Regions from separate parts of the Homo sapiens genome. Here region 2 is linked to region 1. Evidence: chromatin loops called from intact Hi-C (ENCODE). Cell type or tissue: GM12878. All regions are shown on one strand. Each heading gives the region's core, and the rest is flanking DNA. Links, peaks and the distances in the headings are about the cores only.

Evidence for each region. Peaks named below come from ENCODE experiments on the same cell type or tissue, not always from the same donor. Only the 100,000 strongest peaks of a DNase experiment are listed, where the experiment ranks them.
Region 2: it touches region 1 in a loop (5-fold over the local background); 1 of 110 quality-filtered maps calls a loop at or near these places.

The regions. Positions count from the first base shown.
Region 1 is chr6:74,441,456-74,452,459 of GRCh38, forward strand. All of the region lies in intron 2 of LOC101928516 (a long non-coding RNA gene), which reads left to right. Among named protein-coding and RNA genes, the nearest start is that of SNORD156, 680 kb to the right of the region's middle. In GM12878, for the core only: no CTCF peak of the experiment used is centred there; a DNase peak (open chromatin) is centred at 5,776.
Region 2 is chr6:74,592,597-74,601,380 of GRCh38, forward strand. All of the region lies in intron 2 of LOC101928516 (a long non-coding RNA gene), which reads left to right. It overlaps LOC105377858 (a long non-coding RNA gene), which reads right to left. Exons shown (of 3, transcript NR_187974.1): 3 at 1,583-2,016. Among named protein-coding and RNA genes, the nearest start is that of SNORD156, 530 kb to the right of the region's middle. In GM12878, for the core only: no CTCF peak of the experiment used is centred there; a DNase peak (open chromatin) is centred at 6,005; H3K4me3 peaks cover 508 bases; H3K27ac peaks cover 1,599 bases.

The DNA.
Region 1 (11,004 bases), core at 4,257-8,256:
CAGCATTATTTCTATGGATATTTCTTGTATCTAAATCTTTTTGTTCAATTTTATTGCTATGTTATTTATAAAGCTTAATCACTGTTGTAGGCAAATTTATGTTTTATTTAAAAAATCTCTTCCTTGCTTATTTCCCCAGAATCCTACATTACTACCTATTCCTTTTAAGATTCCTATTTTATTTTATTGTGTATTTTCTTCGTACATATTTTCACAACCTGTTTGTGTGTGTGTCTCTGTGTGTGTGTGTGTACCCAAGCTAAGAGTCCTTGTCTTTTTTTTTCCTTCTTAAAAAAAAAACCAGGATACATGTGCAGAACGTGCAGGCTTGTTACATAGGTATACGTGTGCCATGGTAGTTTGCCGCACCTATTGACCTGTCCTCTAAGTTCCCTCCCCTCACCCACCTACCCCTCAACAGGTCCTGGTGTGTGTTGTTCTCCTGTGTTCTTATTGTTCAACTCCCACTTATGAGTGAGAAGATGTGGTGTTTGGTTTTCTCTTCCTGTGTTAGTTTGCTGAGAATGATGCTTCCAGCTTCATCCGTGTCCCTGAAAAGGACGTGATCTCATTCCTTTTTATGGCAGCTTAGTATTCCATGGTGTACATGTACCACATTTTCCTTATTCAGTCCATTATTGATGAGCATTTGGGTCAGTTCTATGTCTTTGCTATTGTAAATAGTACTGCAATAAACATATGTGTGCATATGTCTTTACAGTAGATTGATTTATATTCCTTTGGGTATATACCCAGTAATGGGATTGCTGGGTCAAGTGGTATTTCTGTTTCTAGATCCTTGAGGAATCTCCATACTGTCTTCCACAATGGTTGAGCTAATTTACATTCCCACCAACATTGTAAAAGCGTTCCTATTTCTCCACAGCCTCACCAGCATCTATTGTTTCCTGACTTTTTAATAATCATCATTCTGACTGATGTGAAATAGTATCTCATTGTGGTTTTAATTTCCATTTCTCTGATGATCAGTGATGTTGAGCTTTTTTTCATGTGTTTGTTGATTGCATAAATGTCTTCTTTTGAGAAGTGTCTGTTCATATCCTTTGCCCACTTTTTGATGGGGTTGTTCTTATCTTGTGAATTTGTTTAAGTTCCTTGTAAATTCTGGATATTAGACTTTTGTAAGATGGGTAGATTGCAAAAATTCCTCCTGTTCTATGGGTTGTCTGTTCACTCTGATGATAGTTTTGCTGTGCAGAAGCTCTTTAGATTAATTAGATCCCATTTGTCAATTTTGTCTTTTGCTGCAATTGCTTTTGGTGTTTTAGTCATGAAGTCTTTGTCCATGCTTATGTCCTGAATGGTATTGCCTAGGTTTTCTTCTAGGGTTTTTATGGTTTGGGGTTTGACATTTAAGTTTTTAATCCATCTTGAGTTAATTTTCGTATAAGGTGTAAGGAAGTGGTCCAGTTTCGGTTTTCTGCATATAGCTAGCCAGTTTTCCCAGCACCATTTACTGAATAGGCAATCCTTTCCCCATTGCTATTTCTGTCAGGTTTGGCAAAGGTCAGATGGTTGTAGGGGTGTGTGTGTGCATGTCTGTATGTGGACCCAAGCTAAGAGTCCTTGTCTTTTGGTAAGGTTTTTTTTTTTTTTTTTTTTTTTTGAGATGGGCTATTGGCAGGCTGGAGTGCATTGGCACCATCTCAGCTCACTGCAACCTCTGCTTCCTGGGTTCAAGCCATTCTCCTGCCTCAGCCTCCCAAGGTAGATGGGATTACAGGCGCCCGCCACCACACCCAGCTTGTTTTTGTATTTTTAGAAGAGACAATATTCCACCATGTTGACAGGCTGGTCTAGCACTCCTGACCCCAAGTGATCTGCCTGCCTCGGCTACCCCAAGTGCTGGGATTACAGGTGAAGGCCATTGCACCTGGCCATGGTAGGAGATTAAAATCATTTGTATATATTGCAGTGACAGATTTAGCAATTTTTACTTATGTCAACTCATTCACTATTTTTGTACTTTCATTTTTTTCTCTGTACTTTGTATTTTTTGTCTCAAGTTTTTTCTTTCTCTTTTAAAATTTTACAATAGTAATGCAGGATAAATTAATGTTTTCTTTACATTCTTTGTTAACCACACAGTTTTGAAAAATGTGTTGAACTAATCTTTTACTTATTATCTAATTCTTATTTCACTTATTATCTGAGGATATTATCTTCCTTGTATTGATCACCTGTGTTTCCTGTTCTTGTTAGTATAGTCTTACGTTTAAAATAGTTTTTAATAAAATTATTAAGTGTTGCAACTTATGCATTTCTTTACAAATTTTTTAACATTTATATAATTTTGACATTATAGACACAGCAACTATTTAGTTTTAATTCCATATTTAAGTGATTTTAATGGTCAATACAATTTTTAAAAAGTTTTATTTTTAATTGACATATAGTTGTACATATTTATGGAGGTACAAAGGGATGTTTTGACACATATAGAGAGGGTTTTAAATTGTCAATACATGTTTGAGAAATATTTTCAGCTTGGGCCCAAAGGTAGAATATTTCCTGAGTCCTTACATATCTGATAATGATTCTCTTTTTCTTCATAAGTCGAACAAACAAGATTTCAAGGTAAAATAAAAAAATTCTTGGGTCATAACATTTCCACTCAAAACTCTATAGCCATTAATATATCAATTTCATTTTTAATGTAATAAAGAATAAATGTGAACCAGAGTTTTTTAATATCATTTTCTATTTTTCTGGTCAATATTTCTTATTTTCCTTGAAATAAAAATTTTGCAAATCATTGGATTAAAAATGAAACACTGCAGTCTATAAACCCTAATACCATGGTAAGGAATCAAATTATTCTCATGCAATGTTGTGGAATTTTATATGAAAAAATAAAGACAGGTCAAAAAGGAAAAACATATATAAAGTAGAATTATACAGTGTGTGTGTGTTGTGTGTGTGTGTGTGTATATATATGTAACATATAGTACAGTTAGATGACTTTTACTGAAAAAAATAAAAATCTATTAATTTAGATCAAGAAGAGTGATGCATGGGGAGAAGAAAGAAGCAGATAATCAGAATTTTATTTATTTGTGCAGTCTCAAGTACAATAGATATTGAATCCTATGTGCTAGGGTGTGTGCCATGTGCTGAGTTATATGTGCTTTTCCTTGGGAAGTTAATACAGGGAGAAACACCTCCAACACCTTAAATAAGTGTGAAAAAATAAAGTCTTGTCAGTAGGATAACAAAAGCCTATCAAGGTTGTTATTAGATCAAAGAGGAAAGAACATGGTCAGTTCTGATCCAGCAGGTCACAGGCCTCAGGGAAACTAGGAAACGTGTATGATTTTTATGTAGTAGTTTCATTCCTTAAGAGAAACGTTGGTCCAGATGAAGCCTAACCCTTAAAAAATGAAGCTAGGAATTTTAAAAACTGACTTAATTAATGAAATACCCTGGTCAAGAGACTGGGTGACACAAGTACGGAGAACACGTTCTCGTTTTTTATTGCAAACAAATTGTACCCAAATTTCAAAAGGCACAGAGGGCAGAGGGAAGACTAGTGTTTGCCATATGAAACTACAAATAAAATATTTGAAATTTTAAAAGTTTGTTTTGCAATATCTTTTCTATATTTATTTTTTATTGTAAAATTTGCCATTTATAAAACAACATTTATTGGAACTATTGGTGGGAAGAGAAAATGTTTTAGTTAAATATTCATCGGTGAAAAGAGCTCAACTGAATGTGAACTGGATAAGCTCACATAACTCCAAAAGTGGGATACTGATTTACATAGCCTGTCCTCTTAAAAGCATAAACAAAATTGTATAAATTATGGTATAATAATTTAAAATTTGAATTATTCTTTTTGTTTTCATAAACATGCCCAATTAACTAACTCAAAATTAAACCATATGTGAGTCTCTATCCCTTCACTTCATCTTCCCCACTCCAACCCTTCTATAAATGCAGGGCAGTGATTCAGTGCTTCCATGTATCACATCTTCAGTCCTGGCTGTGTATTCCCAGTACATGGGAAGCTTTGAAAACATTTGAAGCTGGCTTCCCCACCTACTTTCATTAAAAAAAAAAAATATATATATATATATATATATATGCACATAGCAATTTAGCAGAGCTGTTCTGGGAGCCCACAATGGCATTTAAAAAAAAAAAACCTTCCTATGAAGCTGTAATGTATAGGCACTGACCTACTGAGAGTCACTAACATTTAGGAAATCAGGAAATCAAATTTCTCCTAGAAAAAGGAAAAGGAATGATTATATTATGTAATTTTATAATTATTCTTTTTAGCATCTGGATATTGCTATTACTATTATACTACCAATACTATGATATTAAAACTTATTTTATACTTAAAGTTAGAGACTATGAGAGAATGGTAAGTTTGTTTTTTTCCTCAAGGAGCTTTTATTTATCAGGAGATAAATGTAATAAAATCCTTTTATATTGTATGTATTATATAGGTATTAAAAAAGTGGTATGCATAAAGTGGGATTGTAATACAGCCGTTAAACCAGTTTAAAATGGTAAAAGTGAGGTCTAATGAATGCTAAAGAAATAAAAGGGGGTATTTGAGTTAAACTTTATATGTAATTTTCTAAGCTTACGAAGGAGAAGTTGGGAAGAGGGTGAGGACCAGTATTCCCGATGGGAAAGAGCAACACAAGTGTTTTACATGTTTCACTGTGGAGGAAATGGAAGCTAAGACTAATTTGATGGCTTACCAAACACTGTTATTTGGCATCAGAGTTAAGATAATAACTCCCCTATTTTTAAAACATGTTTGAGTTAGTGGCCTTTTTAATAAATTATGCCACCGAAAGACTGGAAACCTTCCAGGTAGCAAAACTCTTTTCCCATCTTACCAACTTTTCTAGCCTTCTAAAAAATATATTTTTAGAAAATACAGTAAAAATAGATGGCATTTCACTGGGATATATTGATCTTGTTAAGATGTCCAATTCAAAAACTGAATTAATAATTCTATTGCTATTTCTAGAAAATAGAAGCTTATGTAGGAAAGTAACTTGCAATTGGGAAGCTGCAGTTTATGTTGCTTAAACTCACCCTTACACTGTACCTATACTTAAAATCTTCATATAGACAAACAGCTTTTTAAATTATCTTTTCTGCATAAACATGTCTTCTATTTATAAATAAATGTTTGAAATATTATTTGATCACCTGTACAAACTTTAGGAGAGATTGGCCAACAACTGATTTTAGTGCCAGATTCTACAACACATTTATTTATAACTAATATTTTGAATTTATTTTTTTGACTTTTAGAAATGTGTTCAGTGTTTTATTATTCTTTGAAGAAATAAACGTATTCATTTACTTTAAATCATAAGGAGAATTACAAAATTATCACTATTACATAACTAGTTGTAGAATATTTAAGATGAAATCTACATTCTCTGGATCGATGGTTACATTGTGAAGAATGAATTTTGAAGCTATATTTTGATGGTATTTGGGTTTAAAGCTGATTCATCACTCTCTAACTATGTGAACCTGGATGAACATGTAAAACTTCCATGCCTGTTTCTTCACCCTTAAATAAGAATTATATATGGTTATTTTGAGGATTTAAATCTATGTCCAGCACATAGTAAACGTTTAAGAAAGATCAGCCATAGAAAGCTATATTTCTCTTTTGTTTTATCTTCTGAGCCTCTAAAAAAGGTTCTGTCATCGGTTTCTATGACAACTTGTGGCTTATGAAAGGAAGAGACACAGCGACAACTTTCTCTGTGACTCAACAAATTGGTATTAATAATCAACTGGCAACTATTTCTGGTTTGCATTATGGAAATACTACGAATGCACCATATTTTGAAGGTCTGCCTGCTCTGGGCATAATGTTTTGGCTAAAATTGTAAGTTATGATCAAGTTCGAAGATGTATTTAAAGCAATGCCTAAAAAATGATTTAACACATGATTTCATAAATATAATAGAAAACATTTATTAAAAATTATTGATCCATTTTATAGGATTATAACTAACAATTACTAGAGAATTTTAAGCATAATTACAAATAGCAAAATGCATTTAAAAAACTACATAGTGGAGTTCTGATATAAATGTATAACTTTTCCTCTGTTGAAATTGATAAAACCTGTTTTAATATAATGGTGACTTTTGTTTTGCTTTTCAAATAACAGCAACTTCTTTTTTCAGTTTGGATTATTCTCTGTTATGTGTCTCACACTATATTTCCTCTTCCCTGGGCTGTGCTGAAGTATCTTGTTTTTTTTTTTTTTCATTTTTTTCCCCAGCTTTATTGAGGTATGATTGGCCAATAGAAGTTGTGTGTGTGTATATATATATATATATATATATATATATATATATATATACATATACATATCAATCAAAACTTGATGTTTTGATACATGTAAACATTGTGAAATAATCACCACAGGCAAGCCGCGGTGGCTCACGCCTGTAATCCCAACACTATGGGAGGCCGAGGTGGACGGATCACGAGATGAGGAGTTTGAGACCAGCCTGGCCAACATAGTGAAACCCCATCTCTACTAAAAATACAAAAAATTGGCTGGGCATGGACACGGGTGCCTGTAATCCAAATACTTGGGAGGCTGAGGCAGGAGAATCGCTTGAACCCAGGAGGCAGAAGTTGCAGTGAGCCAAGATGATGCCCACTGTGCTCCAGCCTGGGTGACAGTGTGACTCCGTCTCAAAAAATTAAATAAAAAATAAATAACAGTAATAACAATCACCACAATCAAGCTAATTAACATATCCATTATACCACATAGTATCCATTTTCTTTTCTACTTTTGGGCTTCTTTTTTATTTATTTATTTATTTTTTTTGTGGTGAGAACACTTAAGATCCACCCTCTTAACAAATTTCAAGTATACAACATTGTTAACTATAGTCACAATGTTGTACATCAGCTCCCCAGAACTTATTCATACTGGATATCTGAAAGTCTGTAGCATTTGGCCAGCATCTCTCCGTCTCCCCCTCCCTCCAGCCCCTGGCAAAATCCAGCAGAACTCTGATTCTATGAGTTTGATTATTTTAGATTTCATATATAACTGAGATCATTTAGTACAGGTATTTGTCTTTCTGTCTGACTTATTTCACTTAGCATAATGTCTGCAAAGTTCACCCCCATGTTAACTAAATGGCAGGATTTTCTTCTTCATTAAGGTTTAATAATAAAAAACACATTCCCTCTATAAAAAGCAAGCAGGGATGGTGTTCATGGTGGAGGTAGGAGGTGAAGTGAAAGACTGAATTGACTATCTGCTGTTTTTCCTAGAGTTGACCCCAGATATAAAGATTCAGAGTTTTTCATCAAAGTAATATTTTATATTTTGATTGTAAAACTTTATGCAAAATCAAATCAGTTACATTGATTCCCATTTTTTACAAATTAAGGGCATTTCTGGTTTTCTGTATTCCATTTATGATTTATTAAAGACATTAAGAACAAATCTTGGATTTTACTTGTGGACTATATCATTTGCACAATGACATCAATTCTTTATTTTTTTCTTTCATCCTTCACCTCCTCCCAACCTTCCTCTCAAGATCTCAAAATCCATTACATCATTCTTATGCCTTTGCATCCTCATAGCTTAGCTCCCGCTTATAAGTGGGTACATACGATGTTTGGTTGTCCGTTTGTGAGTTACTTAAGTTAGAACAATTGTCTCCAACTCCATCCAGGTTGCTGTGAATGCCATTATTTTGTTTCTTATTATGGTTGAGTAGTATTCCATAGCATATATATACGACATTTTCTGTATCCACTCATTGGTTAATGGGCATTTAGGCTGGTTCCATATGTTTGCAATTGCGAATTGTGCTGCTATAAATGTGTGCCAGTGTCTTTTTCATATAATGACATTTTTTTTTCCTCTGGGTAGATACCCAGTAACGGGGTTGGTAGATCAAACAGTAATTCTACTTTTAGTTCTTTAAGGAATCTCCATACCATATTCCATAGTGGTTGTGCTAGTTTACATTCTCACCAGCAGTGTAAAAGTATTCCCTTTTCATCACATCCCTGCCAACATCTGTTATTTTTTGATTTTTTAATTATTGCTATTCTTGCAGGAGTAAGGCAATATCTCATTGTGATTTTAATTTGCATTTCCCTGATAATTAGTGATGTTGGGCATTTTTTGATGTTTTTTGGCCATTTGTATATCTTTTTTTGAGAATTGTCTATGTCCTTTGCCCACTTTTGATGGGATTATGATTTTTCCTTGCCTATTTGTTTGAGTTCCTTGTAGATTCTGAGTATTAGTCCTTTGTTGGATGCATAGTTTGTAAATACTTTCTCCCACTCTGTGGATTGTCTGTTTAATCTGCTGATTATTTATTCACTGTGCAGAAGCTTTTTAGTTTAATTAGGTACCATCTATTTATCATTGTTTTTGTTGCATAAACTCTTTGCCTAAACCAATGTCTAGAAGGGTTCTTCTGGCTTTATCTTACAGAATTTTTATGGTTTCAGGTCTTAGATTTAAGTCTTTGATCCATTTTGAGTTGATTTTATATAAGGTGAGAAATGAGAATCCAGCTTAATTCTTCTACATGTGGCTTGTCAATTATGCTAGTACTATTTGTTGAATAGGGTGTCCTTTCTCCACTTTATGTTTTTGTCTGCTCTGTCGAATATCAGTTGGCTGTAAATATTTGGCTTTATTTCTGGGTTCTCTATTCTGTTTCGTTGTTCTACATGCCTATTTTTATATTGGTACCATGCTGTTTTTGTAACTATAGCCTTATAGTATAGGTTGAAGTCAGGTCATGTGATGCCTCCAGATTTGTTCTTTTTGATTAGTCTTGTTTGACTGTACAGGCTCTTTTTTGGTTCCATATGAATTTTAGGATTGTTTTTTCTAGTTCTGTGAAGAATTATGATGGTTACGTTGATGGGGATTGCATTGAATTTACCAATTGCTTTTGGCAGTATGGTCATTTTCACAATATTGATTCTACACATCCATAAGCATAGAATGTGTTTCAATGTGTTTGTGTCATCAATGAGTTCTTTCAGATGTATTTTGTAGTTTTCCTTGTAAATATCTTTTATCTCCTTGGTTGGGTATATTCCTGTTTTTTTTTTGTTGTTGTTTTTTTTTTTTTGCAGCTGTTATAAAAGGGGTTGAGTTCTTGATTTGATTCTCAGCTTGGTTGCTGTTGGTGTACAGCAATGCTAGTGATTTGTATGTATTGATTTTGTATCCTGAAACTTTACTGAATGCATTTATCAAATCTAGAAGCTTTTTGGATGAGTGTTTAAGCTTTCTAGTTATACTATCATATCACTAAAGAACAGTGACACCAATTCTTTAGTCTAATATTTAAATGTTAGTTAAGTCCCTAGTAATGGAATCCTTGGCTGATGTAAGAAATTGCTTAGTTTTATACAAATTACTTTTATTTTTCATAGCAATGTTACTTAATACAAATGGATAATGAATTTAATTTTCTGGAAAAACTCACTGTCCATTATGCAGATATGTATGTGTTATAATCTTATTTTCATACTCACTCATTAAAGATTTAAAATTTTAGAACACTTGCTTTATTATTTTTCTGGCCATATATTTTTTATTCTTATGTCATCACTTAAATATAAGCAGCTATGTGTTTTTATTAATAATCACTGTTTTAAAAGAATTATTTGGTTTTTATTCAGTCATGTGTCATAATTTTTTATATGCTGGGCAACAATTAGGTATAAGATGTCCCAATGAAATGAGAATAGATTACATAGGCAGATATTTTTAAGGTAAATTCCAACATCAGGTATGCCAAAATGTGAAAAATACATATTTTTAAAATGTAGGAAATAGGGTATGTTTTTGTTTGAAGACTTTTAATCACTGGGTTGCACTGAGTTGGCAAAACCTTTGGAGACTGATTCTTATTTTTAGGTATGTTGAGTCTGCAATTCTAGAGGCAATCACCAAGTATCTTTAAACTTAGCCAAATAGTTTAACTTAGGTACTTTTTTGTGAATAAAAAAGATCATTACGTAATCCAAACTATTGCTTTTACTTTTCTAACAGAACAAACTTTTTATGTAAATGTCTAGTTAACATTGTAGAAAATGTTTGGGCTGCCAAGAAAAAGAAGTTTCCTTAAGAGTTTGGGGAGAAAAGAAAAGGTATGCCAAGTTGAGTGCTCTGCTGAGCAGAGGGCGGTTCCCTGGCAAAGGCCCCCACCCTCAAGCCAGGATACCCATGGCCTTCAATGGGAACAGGCATTCTTGGTTTTGCACCCTAAAGTTGCCTTTTGGCCTACCACAGCACCCCCTGCAATCCCATACTCATATAAACCCCAAGCCCCTGGCTCCAGAGAGAGATAAGGAGATGAACAGAAGAGCAGAAGGACAGTAGAATGGCATAGCAGAGAGAAGAGAAAGAGCATCTGAATGCTAAGGGGAATTTGACTGAGGACTGTCAAAGAGGAAATCAGCTGCTAGGCGGCCAAACTCCAGGGGAAGATCATCTTCCCACTCCATTTTCCTTCCAGCTCCCCATCCATCCTGCTGAGAGCCACTTCCACCACTCAATAAAACCCCACATTCATTCTTCAAGTCCATGTGTGACCTGACACCTCCTGAATGTCGGACAAGGAACTGGGTACCAAGAGGGCACAGAGCTGGTTAACACTTAAGCCGTCAGCAGATGGTAAAACTGAAAGAACGCATTGTAATACATGCCATTTGGCCTTTAAGAGTCACAGGCTCCCACCCCCGGATGCTGTGGGGCTGGAGCCCAGGGGCTCTTGCTCCAGCTCCTGCACTTGCCTGTCTGCATGCTCCCCTCCTGTAAGGGGTTTGAGTGGTAGGGGAGACCTAACAGATAAGCCACACCCCTGTTGTGTGTTCTGTGAGGGGGGTCAAGGAACTCTCCTGTTTCAACTTTTCCAAGTCTGGTAATGAAAGTTATTGATGTAAAAATGCCTCAAGATTTTTACTAATTCTCAA
Region 2 (8,784 bases), core at 4,222-8,221, 150 kb after region 1:
GGGTGTGTCTGTGAAGCTGTTGCCAAAGGAGATTAACATTTGAGTCAGTGGGCTGGGAAAAGCAGACCCATTCTTAATATGGGTGAGCACCATCTAATCAGCTGTCAGATGGCCAGAATAAAAGCAGGCAGAAAAACGTGAAAACACTAGACTGGCCTAACCTCCTAGGCTACATCTTTCTCCCATGCTGGATGCTTCCTGCCCTTGAACATTGGACTCCAGGTTCTTCTGTTTTGGGGTTCAGACTGGCTTCCTTGCTCCACAGCTTGCAGACAGCCTTTTGTGGGGCCTTGTGATTATGTGAGTTAATACTCCTTAATAAACTCCCATTTATATACACATGTATCCTATTAGTTCTGTCTCTCTAGAGAATCCTGACTAATACACTCAAAAAAACTAAAAATTGAGCTATCATGTGGTCCAGTAATCCCACTGCTGGGTATATACCCCAAAGAAAGGAAGTCAATATATTGAGAGCTATCTGCACTCCCATGTTTGTTGCAGCACTGTTTACAATAAGTAAGATTTGGAAGCAACCTAAGTGTCCATTAACAGATAAATGGATAAAGAAAATGTGATACAGATACACAATGGAGTACTATTCAGCCATAAAAAAGAATGAGATCCAGTCATTTGCAACAAAATGTATAGAAATGGAGATCATTATGTGAAGTGAAATAAGCCAGGCACAGAATGACAAACATCACATGTTCTCACTTATTTGTGGGATCTAAAAATCAAACAGTAGAACTCATGGATATAGAGAGTAGATAGTTGGTTACCAGAGGCTGGGAAGGGTAGTGGGAGTCTGGATGGGAGATAGGGACAGTTAGTGTGTACAAAAAAGAATAGTTAGAAGAACGAATAAGACCTACTACTCAACACAACAGAAGGGATACTATAGTCAATAATAACTTAATTGTACATTTTATAATAACTGTAAGAGTGTAATTGAATTGTTTATAATTCAAAAGATAAATGCTTGAGAGTATGGATACCCCATTCTCCATGATATGCTTATTTCACTTTCCATGCTGGTATCAAAACTTCTCATGTACCCCCAAAATATGTATACCTATTACGTACTCACAAAATTTTTTTAAGTAAAAATTAGGGTAGTGGGAAAAAAAAAAAAATTCTTCCCGTTGGTCTTCATGGGGTAGATCCTTCTCATTATTCAGGTCTCAGCTTAAATATCACTTCCTCAAAGGAATCTTCCTGGTCACTTTATCTAATGTGCTTATAGCCTCAGATGGCAATAACTTTCCACTTTCTTCCCCTAATTTTCTTTATAGCACTTACCAGTTGTGAAATGCTCTTGTCTATTTAGAATTTAAGCTCTACAGTAGCAAAGATGTATGTTTGCCACCATATTTCTGGAGACTGAAATGGTTACTGGCCCATTGTAAGTACAAAAAAAAAATTAAATGTATTATCAAGTACTCTTGAGAGCACTTTAAACCACTGCTAGTCAGAATATAGGTTGGTACCATCTTTGTAGAAAGTAATTTCCCATTATATCTCAGTTCAATGATTTTCATACCTGTTTACCCAGTAACACTATTTCTATAAAAACAAACAATTTTATTTTTTTTTTTTAAACATCAAAGTAATTTATTTGATTTGTTTGAAATCGAGTCATTTCTTCCCCCACCACATCCCCTGTACCTGTTCTGCCCCATCTAAAGTGTCCTAAGGCACAGATGTGATCATCCTGTTCTTTTGACAAAAACCAGTAACAGCTCCTTATTTGTGACTAGGAGAGACAGCCAAACTCCATAGGCTGGTTTCTCAGTAGCTCTTCCATTCTTCACAATGCCTTTTCACTTGGAGTGTTTTCCAACCAAACAAAGCCACCTGCTGCTATACAGCCTCCTGTACTCTTCCTATTCATTCCTCCTGAAAAGCCCCCGCCACAGTCTTCTCCGGTGAAAATTCCGTTTGTCCTTAAGGCCAGACCACATACTGCCCCCTACAGGCAGCCTTCCAGGACTCAGCTTTACGCAATTGCTCATTCTGAACAAAAAACAAACAATTTTAAAAATCAGAGTTAAGAGCAAAGATTTATGGAGTTATATAATACACATAATATAAAAAATATATACACCTACTATGTATGCACCAAATTATTTAAAATAAAAATGAAATAAAAAATTTAAAAAATTAAGGTAGTGGGAAAATGTATTATTTTATATATACATATGCATATATATACACACACACACATATATATATAGTAGCATATATATAATTAATAAAATTAGAAACACCTCAAAGGTCTGACAAAGAGGAGATGGTAAATTAAACTATGATATCTTCACACAAATGGCAGTATTCATTCCACCTTGCTTTGGTAATCATACTTCCAAAAATCTCTCCCCTACTGGATATGAGATTAGGTGTCCCGTATCCCCTTAGCCAAGGGATAGACATTTGACCCAAGGTAAGCCAACGGAGTCCTTACCTGAAGTTTGAATATTTTGCCCATGGACAGAAAGGAAAGATGAAATATTTATTTCTTCCTTTCATTGCTCGTGCCTAGACAAGCCTCTCAAGCAATGTTTGCTAATAAGTTTCACCAGGGCTCTCTGATTTCTGCTATGGCTGACATCCCACTGGATACACTGTTCTGCCTTTCTGGTTTGAAATAATTTCAAAATATGAAATTATTTCTAAACTTATTCATAAGTAGCTGTTGCCCTCTGAGAGTCCTTCATTGCCACAGCTAACCCAGCCTCTGTCCAAGTACCCTCTGCATGACCCACTATTCCAATAAATAAAGGGGTAATCCCTAGCTCAACAGCTGTGTGGTTGGCTTTGGTTCAGAAAGGTAGAGTGCTTCATGCCATTCAAGGTATTTTCAATTCCACTCTTGCTTCCTGTCCTTAACAAGTCCCTTTGATTTTGTGTGTTCACTCATATTTTTCCTTTAATTTCATATTTGCTACATTAGTTCAATTCAGTATTTGTGGCTGGCAAAAGAAGAATTCTATTTGATGTACTCTGAGTCTTGTTTTCAATGTTGGAAAATTCTTAGTCAGTTAAAAAAATAAGGACACAAAACTATGTGAAGCCTAATTTTATTTAAAATATATTTTGAAATATTGTCATTTATATCAAATATTGACATGCATATATACATAGATACACGTAAAATATAGCAAAATCTTTTTTTTTAATTTTTATTTATTTTTTTTTAAATTATACTTTAAGTTTTAGGGTACATGTGCACATTGTGCAGGTTAGTTACATATGTATACATGTGCCGTGCTGGTGCGCTGCACCCACTAACTCGTCATCTAGCATTAGGTATATCTCCCAATGCTATCCCTCCCCCCTCCCCCCACCCCACAACAGTCCCCAGAGTGTGATATTCCCCTTCCTGTGTCCATGTGATCTCATTGTTCAATTCCCACCTATGAGTGAGAATATGCGGTGTTTGGTTTTTTGTTCAAAATCTTATAATGCTCATCTTTTGGTATTATAGTATATGGAAGATATTCTTCATAATTTTCATTATTTTCCAAACTTTCTGCATCTATGTATGTATAAACCGCTAAAGTTACATAATTTTAAAAATAATTAGGATGGATTATAGCTCTATCGGGGGGCGCTCAGCTGTTGTATCAGGCATTGTTAGAAGTGAATTTATAACCCTAATGATGGAATATTTTAATTGCACATGTTGATCTTCTTAGCTTCATATGTCTATGTCATATACATCAATTTCATGATATGTAATTCTTGCTGTGTTGATAATCAGACTTGATGCTAACTTATATCATCTTACAAGATAAATTATATGATCACCCAATCTTTAGCAGTTATGCCTATTCTCAGTTCATACAACATTTAGGAAATTATTACAGCTGTCATTGGCCTTTACTATGGTACTGGAGTGTACCTAGGAACAACTTCTACCTAGAAGGCATTGTAACACAAATTCATTCACTTTTTAAAGGGAAAAATTGGGAAACATGGTGGTATTGTCCATGGATAGAGTTTGTAGCTAGATCTTTTCTTGGATGAGTGCTTTGAAAAATGCCACATTTTCATAAAATTCTGGAAAAAATTCTCACTTCAAATTGCTGAATTAGTGTTTATAAACCAGAAGACAGAAAGTGTTGTGTTCAACAGCCAAACCTCCTGGTGACCCACAGCTGTGTCTGGACCAAGACTGCATATTTAACTCAAGGAAGAAGTGCCTCTTTGAGTACCTCACTCCCCAGCATGGAATGTTAATGAGAATTCTCTACCAGATGTGTGGACTTAGTGCTAGACAGGAACAATATTGAAAAGTATGCAATTAAACTTTTAACTTTTTTTTTCAGATAAAAAGAATGGGAAGGTATTATAAATAAATATACTTTAATGGTTATTACCATTATATTAGAAATTAGTTGCATAATTCAGTTCACTGTTTAATCATAGGTAAAATTAATTGAGGCCACATGTGCCTACCTATGGCCATTTGAATGTATCTAGTGTGGTAGGTGACTCCTGCAATTGTTCCTGAGGTTCTCTGCAGGATATTTCTCTTCTCTCATCTCCTAGCCAGACTCAGAGAAGCCAATGGAGTATTTGGAGCAACCACTACGTGGAAGGAGCCCAGATCCTGAGTAAGCTGGTAGGCCACCAGCCAGATAATTAATTGACATGAATGAGAAATAAAGATGATGTGTTAACAAATAAAAACACATATAGAAATAAGCATATTCATGATGTATAAAATACACTTATAATATCTAAATAAGCATAAAACTTTACCAACATCATAAGGAAAATAAATGTCTTGTAGGACTTGAATGAAGAGGAAAACACATCTGGAGAGGATATGACTCAGGATAACCACTGCCTTTTCTAGCATTTCCTGACTGCTCAAATTTGATTAGCGCTTCCCACCTGACCCTGTGTGAAGCCCATGGGCTTATTTGTCTGAATCCCATCTGTACAGTAAGCTCCTTGCAGCCAGGCCATTATCTTATTTATCTTGAATTACTTGTAATTACTTAGTCCCGGAAACATACATAGATGTTTCTTAGTAAATACTCATTTTTTTAGTGAGTGATGTATGAAAATGAGAAACATTTCACAACTGGACAGTAAAGATGGCATTTGTTAAGAAGTAGAATTTTGATGGTGGAGACTCTGATGAGAAGGACATTCCAATCAGAGGAAACAGTGTTAGCAAAGGGCATCATAAAAAAACAGGTGAGCAAGGCTGTATAATCCTACGCTGGAGGTCTCTGTAGCTGTATCAGGAAAGAGGTCTTTGGTATTTTATTTGTATATAAAAATTCACATTTTCTAATGCATGTTAGTAGGATAAATGTCTTTTTCTTTGTCTACTGGTGTTTGCCTCTGTTTTTAATGTGTGTATGACAGCATATGTGAATTTCGAAAATAAGCACAGAGAACATGGATAACATTCTAGAATATAAAACTAACAAAGTATTACACAGTTTCAAAATGACAATGACATCTATATATAGAAAACAAAGTTGGTGAACATTAACAACATGAACTTTCTATTTTAATAAGAAAATGGAAAATAAAGAATAATGATATTGTAGATATCAAAATAATTTACCAATAAGATTAAATATTTTGTTAAATAGCCTGATTTTTACTGATAAATCATGTAAAAACACTTAGTGAAAGTATATTAATTGTGTATTATGGGTTAGGTGCTATTCTGAGTGCCATTTATGCACTGGGAATAAAATAGTCCCTGCTCTATTTTGTAATTATAGTCTGGTAGGTTAGTTAGATAAGTAAATAAACAAATGGTGTAAAATGATAACAATCATGATGAATACTATGAATAAAGTAAACAGAGTGCAGAGAGATAAAATAATTGTGAAGAATCTACTTGTTTAGAATAAGTAGAGAGACCCTTCTAACAATGTGACAATTAAGGTGAGTCATGTAAGGCAGAATCAGGCAAGCGTGTTCTAGGCAGAGTTGCAGTTGCAGATGTTATTCCAGATATTAGTCAGAGCACCTGCCATCCTTCCTTCTTTCACCAAATATTTAGTGTGTGGCTACATTAGGTAAATCGACATACTCAGTGCTTAAAGAGATAGAGAAATGGACCAGGCACAGTTTCTGTCTTCAAGGAGGGATTGTAATTTTGAAATTATAACTGGCCATGGTGTGCAGGAGCTGACTCCTACACATATGAGAGCTGCTTGTTAAATACTCAGGAATGTTGTAACCTGCTTGTTAAATAGTTGGTAGCCTAAATCATCCATGGTAAGAGTATTTACACTACAATAATTGGCAGTCATTGTAAATCAGGGTGTTTTCTTTTCTCCAGAGAGTTTGTGGTTACATATTTACCAACAACCCATAACTCATCACTTGTAAGGCTGATTCAAGAGGAACTGAAGCTACTTGTTGACTTTAGGCTCTATTATATTCTACTATCAACTGTTTACATAGGGTACAACTTTGAAAAAGTACAAAAATATTATTTTATATTGCCATCTCAATATTGATAATGCAAAGTGCTTTCAGTAGCTTTTAGGGTTGGAAATTTGAGACTAAACTTGATAAGATCAGACAATATGACTCTTATTCCCCCCTCTACCCTCAGTATTAGCCAGACCTGTGATCATTGCTAGTGAAGTTTGCTCTTCCAGGAATACTCTCCCCATCACGATCTCCATCTGTCCAATCCTGTTGTCTTACAAGTATGAAATGATAGCTCCCATCTTAGAAGAAAGATTTCATTTCCCCCACATCCCTTCCTTCAATAGCTCAATTTCTTCATTTTTCATTCCAAGTCCCAAAGTTCCTATTTCAGGCTTTTGTCTCCAGCACTTCACTAAACTGTTCCTATGAAGGGCAGCAAATACAAAGGACAATTATCAGTCCTTGTCTTCCTCAATCTTGCAGTGATATTTGACACAGATGGTCCCTCATCATTCTTCACAATTCTAAATACAGGAGTTCCCTAGGTTCAGTCATTGGGAATTTTTCCTGTCTATTGACTTTCATTGGTATTTAGGTACTGATTATGTATTATGTATCGATGACTGACTTATTCTGAGTTCCAAGCACTTAGCACAGCATAGAAAGCCCCTTCACAGTCCAGCCTCAGCCCAGCTCTCCAACATCATGGCCTTCCATGCTTCACTTGACTCACGATGCTTGATCACACAGAAGTTCTTATTTTTTCTTGAAGAAATAAAGCTGAGTCTTTCTTTAAGACTTCATTTCAGTTTCCCTCTGCTTATAATACTCTACCCCTATTTCTTCTATAACTTACTGACATACTTTTTTCAGGGCCCTGCTCTAATGTCGTCTCTCTGACCATCTCATCTAGAATGTCAACACCATAATCTCACAATGCTTTATTTTTCTTCATACTAATTATTTTTGTGTCTATATAATATATATATGCACACACATATACATATGTATATAATCTCACTAACATAGTAGTAATACACTTTCTAAAATGTCTATCGACACAATATTACTTAATATATTATATAATATATAGCATAAATTGCAAAGATATAGTACTTAATGTATAGTATAATGTCATGTAATATAACATAATATACTCTCCCTGGAATGTAAACTTCCTGAGAACAGAAAGCTATCTTTCTATAGTTCCATCACCCAAAAACAGTGTCTGACACATAGTAAGAACTTAAAATACATTTTTTGAATGACTGAAAAATTACCTAAAAATTAATAATCCCCATGTAGCCTTTTTATTTAACTATTTTTACACTTCTTTACCCTCCTCCTTTTATCCACTGAAGGCACAATAATCTAGGCCATACAGTAGTAACTTATGAGAACCAGTTCTTGAATCCAGATATTTTCATTACTTTTTACTTCAAATACATGTTTCCATTGTATTGCCACCTCTAATTATATATTTTTTAGAACCAGTTAGTTTGTAATATCAAATGCCATTGGCAATTTCTGGCCACAAGATTTTTTTTTTTTTTTTTTTTTTGAGACGGAGTCTCGCTGTCGGCCAGGCTGGAGTACAGTGGCGTAATCTGGGCTCACTGCAGGCTCCACCCCCCGGGGTTCACGCCATTCTCCTGCCTCAGCCTCCCAAGTAGCTGGAACTACAGGCGCCCGCCACCTCGCCTGGCTAATTTTTTGCATTTTTAGTAGAGAAGGGGTTTCACCGTGTTAGCCAGGATGGTCTCGATCTCCTGACCTCGTGATCCGCCCACCTCGGCCTCCCAAAGTGCTGGGATTACAGGCGTGAGCCACTGCGCCCGGCCTCTGGCCACAAGATTTAATCATCAGGAAGATCTATTGAATATCTACTATGAGGTGTCCACTCTATTGGTGCTTGGGATCCAAAGACAAATAAAACACTTCTCTTGCATCCAAAGGTCTCTCTGTCTTACACAAGCATACATGCAAAAATTTATTGCACTAATTTCTGGGGAAATTATGTACAACTTGTACAGGAAAAGCCTCATATTTCAACGTTAAAAATTCTGTTTGCAGAATGAATTTCTGCACATACATGCACATATGCACACACACATATGCACAATCATACATACGCACTTTTTAACAACCTTAAGTGTATAAGAACATGATATGAACTCTTTCTTTTTGAGGGTATTTATATTTCAGGGCCAGATATAACCACAGAAACATCTGACCTTAGCAGAAATATTATTCCTTCTTATTTGTCAAAAGTTGAGCATTAAAATCAAATGTGAGACTAGGAAATAGCAGCTTCACTTGGAGATTTCTCCACAGAGTTCTTGTCTTCAAAATAAAGTCAGTGGAAAA